3 separate regions of the Mus musculus genome follow, and regions 1 and 2 are each linked to region 3. Evidence: chromatin loops called from intact Hi-C (ENCODE). Cell type or tissue: left cerebral cortex. All regions are shown on one strand.

Region 1 (4,000 bases), 320 kb before region 3:
AGATAGAACTGTGCTGTATATGGAAAGGAGGCCTCACACTCCTCTCAAAAGACCACGTCCACCAAGGAGGCTGTGTCCACTGAAAAGGCTACATTCGCCAACTGTGTCTATCCAGGAGGCTCTGTCCATCAAGGAGGCTGTGGCCAGTACAGAGGCTGAACTTACCCGGAGACTGTCTACTGAGGAGACTATGTGTACCTAGGAGGTTATGTCCACCAAGTACGCTGCTCCTCTTCTTCTGGAGACCATTCATCAGGGAGTAAACGTCTACCCAGCAGACCTCAAGACTTTCCACGGGACCCTAACTCTTCTCTGGAGACCGTGTCTACCTAGAGGGTGGTGCCCACCAAGGAGTCTGTGCACCAAGGAGCAATGTTAATGAAGTCAGCAGAAATTCAGGGGTGCCTAGTCTATGGTACTACTAAGGCAACTGAATAGGTCCATAATAGGTGACTGCAGGCAAAGGGCCCTCCCGAATGAGGAAGGGAGTGCTGCAGCTATTTGGATGTTACATTTTCAGATACTGGCAAGGTTGACCATACCACGGGCCGGCACAGTTACGTCATCTGTCTACTTTGTAGTACACAGGGCAGGACTGTGAATACTAGATTTTATTTTGGTGACAGAACCCTGGACAGTTTTCATCTGTAGAATGTTCTGAAAATCCTTAACTTAATTTTTTTTTATGGCTTGATTCATTGCTGGTAGGATACTGAATGCCCAGTTGTGTACTCACAACTGTGAATGCTGGGCTTGCTTAGTCCACCACTAGCAGAGGTGAAACCTGGACAGTACCACCCCATCACACGTCCTTCATGGCTCTTCCTCATCAGACCTGTCATTTTCTCCTGCCTACCGTATTATATCACACGCTGAGCGGCTCACAGAAGCACGTGTTTATTTTCTCATGATTCTGAAAGCCAGATGTCCAGAGGCGTCAGTCAGTTTCCTTGTTCTAAGTCTCACAAGGCTGAGGTCAAGGTGTCAGCAGGACTGTGGTCCTCATCTGGATGCTGGTAAAAAAGGCCTGATCTCTGGGGCCTGATCCTACCCCAGGTGGCTGGAGTACTGAGTTTCTGTTTCTTTGCAAGATATTAGCTAAAGTTCAGCGCCTAGACGCCACTCGGGATCCATGGCTGGTGGTTCCTCCTCTACTGTCAATAGAGCAATGGAGGGTTGCTTCGCTGTCACACAGCACACCCTCTTACCTCTCCCCGTCCCCGTGTCTGCCATCTTCATCTGTTTCTAAGAACTCCTGGCATTACCTTGAGTCCATCAGATAAGGGTGCAAGTTGTATTAAAATCAAATTATCATCAGCCTAAATTCCATCCGCAGAGTCTTTTTGTAGCACTACAGTAGCCTCTCTTTATCAGAGGGAGATGTGTTCCCAACATTTGTGGGAGATGTCTGAAGCTGTGGGTGTTGCCAGACCCTCACAGACAGTATGACAAACCTCTACCTTCCTTATTAAGCCAAGAACCTTTACCTTTCCATTCATGGGATGCACTTCATGTCTCTCTGTTGTCTCCCAGATGCCACTATCTCTACTCTTATGTTATGGGGTCACTACCAGGTTATGTGAACACATACCATGATGTTGGAAGCAAAATGAATGATTCGTATCCTAGTTGGGATAAAACAGCATAGGGTAAAATTTTATGTTTTTCCCCCCTGGAATTTTCAATTTAATATCTTTGAACTGCCATTGGTTATGGAAAATAAGAATACAGACAAGAGAGAACCACTGAACCTATGCTAGCACATGGCTCAGTATTAGGGAACAGGAATCTTGGGAGGCCTCTTTAGACTTTTGCCTACCAGGTAGCCTTGTGCTAGAACAAACGGACCAGCTAAATGGATTAGTATTGCTTGCTGTCTTCACTCTGGCTCAGAATAAGGTGTCAGAGATTCATCCATGTTGTAGTAAATGCATCAACAATTCATTTATTTTCACTGCTGGTTAGTATTCCATTGTATGCATTTACTAAAGTGTGCTTATCCACTTCCATGCTGAAAGCTGCCATGTTGCTTTTTTTAGACAGGTAAGTCTCACCTTCTAGAGAGTTTCCAGTGTGAATACAATGTTAACTACAGTCAGTCAATCTTAAAACTATAGTAGTTCACTGGAGCTCCATTTGGGCAGCTCTCTCTTCTCCCAAGCTTTGGCCTGGGAGCTCAGCACACGGGACTCCCAGGATGCTCAGTGTTGTCTCCTCACACCACAAAGCCTGGCAGCATCTGAGTGGGCTGCTCATCCTGGCAGATGTCCTGCTGGCTTTGGCATTTTACTATGGGATCATTCCAAGACTATAATGGTTCCACTGGAATCCACAGCCCAGTTCTAACAAGAGCTGGCTCACGGTTTCTCCTGTTTCACTTCGGCTCTCCCACATCCATGCACCTCCCACTGCAGGCACCACATCATTTCATCCATCAGTACTTCAGCATGCACCTTTCTCTGTGCAGTAACAGAGTGAAGCATATTTACAAGCAAACCCCGAGCACTCCCCAAATCTTTAGCCATGCAGTAATGCTGTGTTCGATGCCCAGCTTGTTTTACAATTTCTCATTTTTCACTGTTTGTGAATAAGCCTTTAGACAATGGACCTACATTATCATCAGTTGCCAGATCTCTTGTCTTTGTGTGCATATGTATATGTGAGTGAGGACAGGCAGAGGTGAGAGGGAAGTCTTGGTCATCAGTCTACATTCTTTAGTATAAGACCTCTTTCTTGTTACTACTGTTTATGCCAGACTAGCTACTCCCTTCTTGAGCTTCCAGGAATTCTTTTGGCTCCACATTCCACCTTGCTGTAGGCGTGCTAGGCTTACAGATGTATACTACTGTGCCTGCCTTTAAGTGGGTTCTGGGATCCGAACTAAAATCTTCACACTTGTGAGGCAAGTTCTTCACCCAGTCATCTCTCCAGCCTTCTTAAGTCTTTTAAAAATCTATTGTGGGGTGAGAAAACTGTCTCATAGTCTGGCTCCTTGCTGGGTGTGTGAGTATGTGTCTCTCTGTGTCTATGTGTGTATATGTTGTGTGCATATGTGTATCTATGTATACACGTGTGCATGTGCATATATATATATATATATATACATATGTGTGTGTGTGTGTATGCATGTGTGTGTATGTGAGTTTATGTGTGTGTTTCTGTATGTGTCTTTGTGTAGGTATGTATGTGAGTATATGTGTGTGTTTCTACATGTGGCTCTGTGTGTCTGTGTCTATATGTGTGCATATATGTTGTGTGTGAGTGTGTACATCTATGCATGTGCATATATGCTTGTGCATGCACAGGTGTGTGCATGATACATGTGTATGTGTGTGTATGTGCATGTGTGAGTCAGAGGCTAACATTGGGTATTCTCAGGTGCTGTGCACCTACATTTTAAGGAAGAGAATCTCATTGACCTGAATCTCACTGGTTAGGGTAGGCTGGTTGGCCAGTAAGCTCCAGGTAGTTATCTGTCTCTGCCTACCTAGTTCAGAGATTACAAGCACACACCACCACCATATCTGGGTTTTACATGTGGGACATGAGGAAAAAACTCTCTGGCTGTGAGGGTAATACTTTATTGATCACCACCTTTCCAGCTGTGGTGCTTGGCTTCCCAGAGGGGAAACATTTAACCTCAAGCAGCCAAGTTGAGACAGACATTCTTAAGATGAGAAAGCAGGCCAGTGATGGTATTTAGGTTACAACTTCCACTAAAAGCAAAGAAATAAGGGAAATAAAAGCTACTTAATTGACCACAGCCACAAAAGGAAACTCACCACAAACGATGCAGATAGGTTTCAAGAGTATTTGAATATGCTCCTTTATCCCAACAAACAATGTGTTTTGAATGGGGCCAGGCCAGAGGAAGTGTCCCAGGAGTCATGGGGGAAGCCATTTTTGCTTTGCCATCTTAGGTTAAAAAAAAAAAGTCTTGGGCCTGGATATGGAGCTGAGTGATAGGGCATACACTTAGTATGTACAAGGCCCTGGCTTC
Region 2 (4,000 bases), 210 kb before region 3:
CGCAGCGACTACGTAAAGTTGTCTCTAGGGAAGACAGTGTATGCCAGGAGGGACTTTAGAATTAGCTACATTCCTGGGAGCTGCAGGATTCAACTCCGTAATTTCTGGATGGATTCTGGAAGGTTCTGGGGCATGAGTTATCAGCACAAGACACTTTTATGTCAAGTGCTCTGGATCAAGTGGCTTGAGAGCTCTCTAAACCACTAAGCACGTGGGGCCAATGTGGGAAGCTGATAAATGCCTGCAGCTTGGTCAATTTCTGTAAAGATTACAACTTGAGTTGTAATAGCTTTCAGTCTGCAAAGTCATGCAGTTCAATACTGAGTTTCCCGAATTGAGTGTCTTTGCAGAGAACAACCGAATATCTACTCTTGCTCCACTTTTCAAGGTAAAATAAAACAAAACAAAACAATATAAGATAAAAGCATGTCTTGAAAATTGTCACAGCTCATTGCAAAATCGAGAAGAAAATAGCAATGCCAGCACCCTTTAGCCTTTTTATTAGTTAAATACTCAGTGTTGTCGTTTCTAGGGCAATGTTAAGGTAAGTGTGTGTGTCCTTCCCACATTACAAAGGCAACTAGAAAGCCCCACATCTGTTTAACAACAGCACTGGAACATCTCCTATGGGCGGGCCCTTCTGGGGATCCATGAGGATCGGTCGGCGGAAGAAGCAGAGTTCCTCGGGGCTTCTTTTATACCCACAGCATTCATTCCCTGCACAGGATGCAGAAGATGGCTGGGTACTATGGTTAATAATGTAAACAGGCCAAAGGGAGAGCTGAGGCATGTAGGAAGACATTCAGAGCAGGTCTCACTGAGAAAATGCTTCTTTTAAGATGAAGGTCCCTGAAAAATCCCTGTCTGTACTCTGCAGACCGAGGACAGATTAGGACTCAGTTGGAATGGTATAGATTGACAGCCACAGTCATTCCCTAAATAACTATTTATCATCCACCTGAGTATCTGACCTAGCATCTTCTTGAATGTCAGGCAACATTTTTGGAGTATATTTAATTAGCAGGCTACTAGCTAACATTAACCCACAGGTAAGAAAGAATGACACCAGATAGCATCTGAAGTCTAGTAGACATTCCCTACTCCGTTGTTACTCATATCCTTGATGCGCCCACCAATATATTCAGTAAACACATTGACTGTAATTGTTCTCTGACTAATGAGACCTCACGCAGTCACAACTATGATGGACCATGTCATTCAGAAAAACCTGACTCTGTGCTTACAGGCAATGGTCACTCAGAAGAAACTCTAAGTCCCTTAGGAGCAAGGGCTGTGCTTTATGTCAACGGTCTGTAACAAAAGGGAGACGGAAGCAAGCCAGTGCAGGAACCTTGGGGAAGAGCCACGTAGGCTGAGGACCTACAAGTGGGTACATGCATCTGAAGGAAAGTGTATGATGTAGAGGTAGCCAGAACTGAGGTTCTGAGGCACAGGAAGCTACATGATAATGGTTTCCCCTCTGTGTGTACCCAGGAATCACTACAGACTTACAAGCTAAGGTAGTGGAGCTTGCATGCTTAGAGACTCTCTTTGGCTGCTGTTCTGTGTGCAGATGGCAGGGGGGGGGGAGTGGGAAGTAGGAGGAAGGAGAAGAGCTATGAGATGACTCAGGAGGCCTCTGTCTCATCCTCAGGGAGGAGGAGAAGGGACCAAGGGATGGCAGCAGGGTGATGATGAAAAGAGGCGAGATTCTGGATGCACATTGAAAACTCACATTTAGATAAAAATCTTCTAAAATGAAGTAGAAAAGAGGAAAAAGAACTAGAAGAGGTAAGACATACAAAGAGAAAGTACTTAATGAGACTGCTGAATGTAAACTCAAATATGACACTAATTAAATGCAAAGAGACAGATGCTCCAGTTAAAAGCAGCAGGTGGGCAACTGAGTGCAAATTCAACTGTAGACTGGTTGAAAGACATCTAAAACATGATACAGAAAGGATGCAAATGGTATAGACACACACCAGGTAACTTCAGCTAGTGGAAACTGCTGTCACTCCTTAATAGATGACAGAATGGACTCTGACACAGCAGATGTCTACTAGGAATATAAAGAACCCTAAGTAGAAAAACCAAATTTGAGCATATCACTGAAAGCAGTTACCTTGATACAAATAGAATCATGTCACAAGAGCTTCAGATTACACTTGTGTGTGTGTGCATGTGTGTGTGTGTGTGTGTTGTGTGCATCTATGTGTACGTATGTGGAGGCAAAAGGTTAACATTAGATGACTTCCTCTTTTACTTTCCACCTTACTTTCTGAGACAGGGTCTCTCACTGAAATAGGAGCTCACTGCTTTAGCTAGACTGTCTGGCTTCCAAGATTTTCCCATCTCTGACTCCCTCCTCTATTCTGGGGTTACAGACACATGCCACCATATACAGTTGTGTTGGAGTTTGAAACTAAGAAGCTCTTGCTTATGAAGCAAGCACTTGCCCCAACTGAGCCATCTCTCCAGACCCTCCAAAATATTTTTACAGATGGAACATTATTTCTTGAGACATATCATTTTAAAGTGTTCAAAGGATAAGAACATACAAGGTATGCTCTCTGAATCTTTTCATCAAAGTAAAAGATTACCAGCAGGTTTCCATATGGTTAGAAGATTTAATATATACAGCAAAACAACGAGAAGATTGCCCTCAGAAACTAAGGGTGTTATACTGGCAGAGGGACAACTGAAAAGACCAGACAAGAACAACTATAGGTAGCCAGGCAATGGGTCTCTGATAGATATGGCATTGCTGTGACCACCATGAACACAAGACCTAAGACTGGCACACATGCAAATGTGCAGTCACACAGACACTACTTGGGGAAAAGAAAAGGGCTTGTATAAATGGGCAGGGGATAGAAAGGCATCTTGGGGTGATGAAGAGAATATCAATTTACAAATACAGGTAAGAAACTGTTAAAAAATAAATAATTAAATTCAAAACCAACACAGGAAATTAGAAGACAATAATAAAAACTGGAAGCAAATAAAACAGAAACAAAAATATAGAAGACAAGATAGGGGTAATAAGCCAGCCACTGTTTTCTGAAAGAGGAAAACTAGATTAAAACACTAGGGTTGGGGAATAAGGTTCAGGTTTCAAACACAGCAGGCAAGTGCTCTACTTTTAAGCTATAGCCCTCTTCTCATTTTGAACAGGCTGTATATTGAGCCTTAAGAACATCTCAACCCACTTTAAAATGCTGACCCAATATGGTAGATGTCATCTGACACCAGAGTGGTGGGATTGGACTGCGGCGATCAAAAATAAACTATAATGAAAAGTTCCATATACCCAGAAACTAAATAACACACATGTGCGTAGTTCCTGAGCTAAAAGGAGGAAGCACAAGAAAATATAAAATAATTAAAAACATAAACACAATAAAATGTAAAGTTTTGAAAATATAGCTAAATTGTGCTCAGAAAGAAATTCATAGATCTAAAATACATATAGGAAAACCTCCAAAGCTTGAAGTCAATAAGCAAGTTCACCTTAAGTATATATGAAAAATAAACAAGTCAAGACCAAATGTAGTAGAAAGAAGGAAAACAGAAAGAGGTTAAAACGGTAAAATAAGAAATAAAGAATATATTGGTAATGCTAGCACTTGGAAGGCTGAGGCAGGGGGATCACCAGTTAGCGGCTTCTAACTCAACCATTTTCAAAAACTGGTGCTGTCACATTGGATGGCTGCATCTAGTAGAATGAAAATACATCCACATTTATCACTGCACACAAAACTCAACTCCAATGCATTAAAAACATCAATATGATATCAGATATCCTGAATTTGATAGAAGAGAGAGTGGGAAATAGTCTTGGACTCATTGACACTGGAGAAACTTTCTAAACAAGACACCTACAGCATAGTCACTATGAAGAAAAATTATTAGATGGAAAGGCATGAAACTGACTACCTATATGTCAAAAAGGACATCATCTATACAAAGCAGCAGGCTATGTCAAAAAGGACATCAT
Region 3 (4,000 bases):
TCCTACTACCCACAGGTTACTGGTTCTGGGACTGACTTTTGCTTCTGTTATTAACAGACTTATCTGTGCTAATTCTCTATGTTAATCTCCTCTAGCCCACACAGCTGAAGATGTGTCTGCTCATGGAAAGAAAAACTGGTTTCCATTCTTAAGTCTGACAGCCCGTGGCTGCACGAAGGCAGCATTTCTTACAGACCTGCCAGCACCTAGCCTGGATTTGTGCATAACACTCTTCACTGACTAAGGCTGATGGCTTTGCATCTGAAGCAGTAAGTATACTGACTGTCCAGGGAGTTTAGAAGTCTTCTTTGGTCCTTGGTTCCTATCTTCTGGCTTCTGTTTCTGGATAAGAAATACTCCACTGTCTCCTTTATGTTACATTCAGTTAGAAACTGGGAGATGCTTTTCTGTTTTTCTCAGCTGTAAGAAGACACTGGAATCAGAGCTGAACTGTTTCCCACAACTCTGTTTGTTTCAAAGTCTCAGTTCTAGGCTCAGGCTTCTGGTAAGGGTCTGACCTCTACTTCCAAGATGATGACTTGGATTGAATGGACATCCCCAGAAAACAGAAACAAGGTCTTCACACAACAGTAGAACAAAAGAGAACAACCTAAAACAATTAGGATCTTCATAACACCATTACTCTTTTTTTATTAGATATTTTCTTTACTTACATTTCAAATGCTATCCCGAAAGTTCCCTATACCCTCCCCCAGCCCTGCTCCCCTACCCACCCACTCCCACTTCTTGGCCCTGGCATTCCCCTGTACTGGGGCATATAAAGTTTGCAAGACCAAGGGGCCTCTCTTCCCAATGATGGACAACTAGGCCATCTTCTGCTACATATGCAGCTAGAGACACGAGCTCTGGGGGTACTGGTTAGTTCATATTGTTGTTCCACCTACAGGGTTGCAGACCCCTCAGCTCCTTGGGTACTTTCTCTAGCTCCTCCATTGGGGGCCCTATAACACCATTACTCTTAACCTTCCCCAGCAGGCCCTGCCTTTCAAAATGCTTCCCAGAACATGGACTTTCCAATACAAAAGCTTGGACACATTTGGACAGCAGTGTGTGTGTGTGTGTGTGTGTGTGTGTGTGTGTGTGTGTGTGTGACCCAGCTCTTTTCTGGTGACCTTTGTGTGTATTTCCTGATATGACTACTTCCCTAGAATACATAGCTCATGACCCTCTATAAAATTACTCTTTAATATCTTGTATTTACAGTGGTCAATGTTTTAAACATGTTTAAAAACATATTTACATTTGGTCTTTAAAGGCCTGGACTCTTATAAACACAGTGTTATTTATGATAGATCTAGGAAGCTCACAAACTCTTACAAAGCTGGTTAAACTTGGCCTGTTCTCATATCCACACCGTGGAGAACTCAGTCTTTCGTTATCCACATGCCACAGTTTATTTCTCTTGTTCTTGCTATTACAACTGCCTATGCCCTACTGCTCTCAGTGCACTATGAAGCCCATTGAGCAGCAGCATCTCTCAGTTGTATCTCCAGGCTTAGCCTATCTATCCTAGCATACAGTCACATGCAAGTCAGCACTCAGTAGTGTTTGGTTCAGTGGAGTCTTCATCTTCCTGGATAACTCACCTGTTTTTCTCACCTCCCATTCTCCATATGGGCCAAGAGGCCCAGAGTCTTCGAGGCCTGAGTGTCTCTGACATTCTCTAGCTTGTGTCTGTGAACATGTGCGGATATTAGTCATCTTATGCAGAACAGGATATATCTGTCACTTCTCCCCATGTGAAACCCTCCCTTCAACAGGATTTATTTTAAGAACTGTGTGAGAAGAGATAATTTCACAGGCAACCCTGTGAAAATCCAGTTTGTCAACATTAAATTCCTGTTTCATCTGATTGTTCTGAGCGCTTGATCACCAGGGGGCGCTATTGATCAGGAGGCTCACCCAGTCCCCGCTGCTGACTGTAGGGCTGACTAATGAAGCTATGTGACCATGCAGGTTCCCTAACCTGTATCTTGACAAAATAGGCGAGTGTTGTTTGCATCATATTGAGAAGCACGCTGTGTCCATTTTTGACTGGTGGTAATCTTTGACATCCTGCGTGCTGGGTGGCCACTCTGGTCCTGACTCACTGTTTCTGAAGTGGCTGGGCTCAGCCAGCTCTTCACTTTTCTCTAGATAGAATTGAACCACATCAGAGGACTTTTTTCTTTTCCCTCACTGATACACAGAGAAGGAGTAGGGTGTCTTCCTCCTCCACACTCTGGGGCGGCTCAAATTGGGTGAGAAACGCCACGGGTCTGATTCTATGCTGCCTCAAGCTGTGCAAAGTTCTGTGCATCAGCTGGGAGGAATCGCACCCCTTCCTCCACACACCCACACCGGGAGTTTCTATAGCAACTTTGGAAGAGGAATTTCCAGGACTGCAGATCCTGTCACAGTAACCCAGTGCAGGAAGAGAGTGTGGTTTGAGGAGGGAGCTAAGGAGCCAGAGCCTAGAGCAAAGCTGGCAGTGTGGGGTGATGTTCTACAGACAGCCAGGATGCTGAGGGGCCAGGAAGTCTGGTCCAGTCCCTCCTGGCTTCCAAGCAACTGGCAACTCAGAAGCAGTTCTTGAGCATCTTGTAGATAATAATTGCACTTCAAAGGTGGTTACAAGGATTAAATGGGGGAGCTTTGTAGGCTTCTCATTTGATCTTTTCTGAGAATCCCTGCAGGCCAGGCCACAGTTGAGTCCAGGGGAGGGCTGCTTGTGGGTGTCTGTAGAATAGAAAGGCAGTTATACAAGTGGATAGCTTGATGAAGAGACAAAAATATGAATATCAAAGCATTCTAGCCACAGAGATGATGTTTTCTCTCCCACTTTTATATAATGACACTATTTATGGTAGAAAGGTTTCTTTTAGCTTTTAACTCTGTTTGGACCCCCAAAGGAACCTTTCAACTACATACCACTCCACATCACACATAAACATTCTAAATCTGAAAATCAGCACGCTTGTCTCTTAACACCTAGGTAATGAGCATTAGACATTTATTCCAGCCGCGAGTCTATATTGCAAGCTTCCTACACCACACACCCTGGGGAGTGGGGAAAGAGAATGCTCAAAACCTTTTCCCTTATAGGCAGGAACCAGCAAGAGAGATGGGATGTGTGAACCATGTCAGCCACCGCTGTGCACCTTCAGAAGATAACAGACGTGCCTGGGAAACCTGTGAACCGGCTCTGTGGGACAGCATTGGTGTCGGATGGGCCTTGAGTGGATGCCACGTGAATGCAGAAGGCAGTTCAGTCAAGGACAGAGGCAGAGATGCTGGGTACTTCTGAGGTGTCAAGAATCCTGGAGACAGAGTTCTTCCAAGGCTGACCCCATTATGCCTACAATCCCCATAAGCTCTCTTCAATAATCCTCTGACCTCCTTTCTCTCAAGTAGGCAATAATCCCTCTTCTTTGGCTTCTGTGAGGATTAAGTAAATCAAGAAGCCATCAGTCTCAGCTCCTGGCATTTAACAGATTCTATGAAAAACAATTTTAAATGTAGAAACCACAAACTGTGAAAGTTGGGAGTGGATACAGTGCAGGAATAAACCGAGGGAATTACCTGTTTGTGTGGGTGGGAATTAGATGAGAAGATAGCTTTGGGACATTTCTCGAAAATTCGGTAATAAAACATCCGCTGGCGGCTCCTACCCAGGTTAAGTGAGACAATGGGAGTTCACCTTGAGACTTTCTTCTCACACTAGGGGTGTTAGGACAGGAAACCAAGCTTTTCTTTCACACAGATGTGTCTGGGCTGAAGCTTTGTCCCTATCCCCTCAGCTTATTTATTTTTCCCTTTTTTTGAGAATAGATTCTTTTCTTATACAACATATCCTGTTCACAATTTCCCCTCCCTCTACTCCTCCCAGCCCCTCCCCCACCTGCCCTCCAGATCGGCTCCTTTTCTGTCATTAGAGAAGAACAAGCTTCTAAGAGATAACAACCATACGTGACAAAATAAACCATGATGAGATAAAACA

The links. A loop is a pair of places that touch in the nucleus more often than their neighbours do. Peaks named below come from ENCODE experiments on the same cell type or tissue, not always from the same donor. Only the 100,000 strongest peaks of a DNase experiment are listed, where the experiment ranks them.
Region 1: a loop joins it to region 3, with 4 times the contacts of the local background. A loop is called at or near these places in 5 of 42 quality-filtered maps.
Region 2: a loop joins it to region 3, with 12 times the contacts of the local background. A loop is called at or near these places in 3 of 42 quality-filtered maps.

Annotation. Positions count from the first base shown.
Region 1 is chr7:63,663,975-63,667,974 of GRCm38, reverse strand. The region is part of intron 4 of Otud7a (OTU domain containing 7A); the gene reads right to left. Among named protein-coding and RNA genes, the nearest start is that of Gm39023, 190 kb to the left of the region's middle. In left cerebral cortex, no CTCF peak of the experiment used is centred here; a DNase peak (open chromatin) is centred at 2,300; H3K27ac peaks cover 592 bases.
Region 2 is chr7:63,552,257-63,556,256 of GRCm38, reverse strand. All of the region lies in intron 1 of Otud7a (OTU domain containing 7A), which reads right to left. Among named protein-coding and RNA genes, the nearest start is that of Otud7a, 110 kb to the right of the region's middle. In left cerebral cortex, no CTCF peak of the experiment used is centred here; DNase peaks (open chromatin) are centred at 1,623 and 2,340; H3K27ac peaks cover 2,442 bases.
Region 3 is chr7:63,344,165-63,348,164 of GRCm38, reverse strand. 4930554H23Rik (RIKEN cDNA 4930554H23 gene) reads left to right here. Exons shown (of 10, transcript NR_131089.1): 9 at 96-269; 10 at 3,106-3,473. Among named protein-coding and RNA genes, the nearest start is that of 4930554H23Rik, 98 kb to the left of the region's middle. In left cerebral cortex, a CTCF peak has its summit at 1,898 (motif pointing right); DNase peaks (open chromatin) are centred at 1,862, 2,317, 3,102, 3,466 and 2 more places; H3K27ac peaks cover 2,915 bases.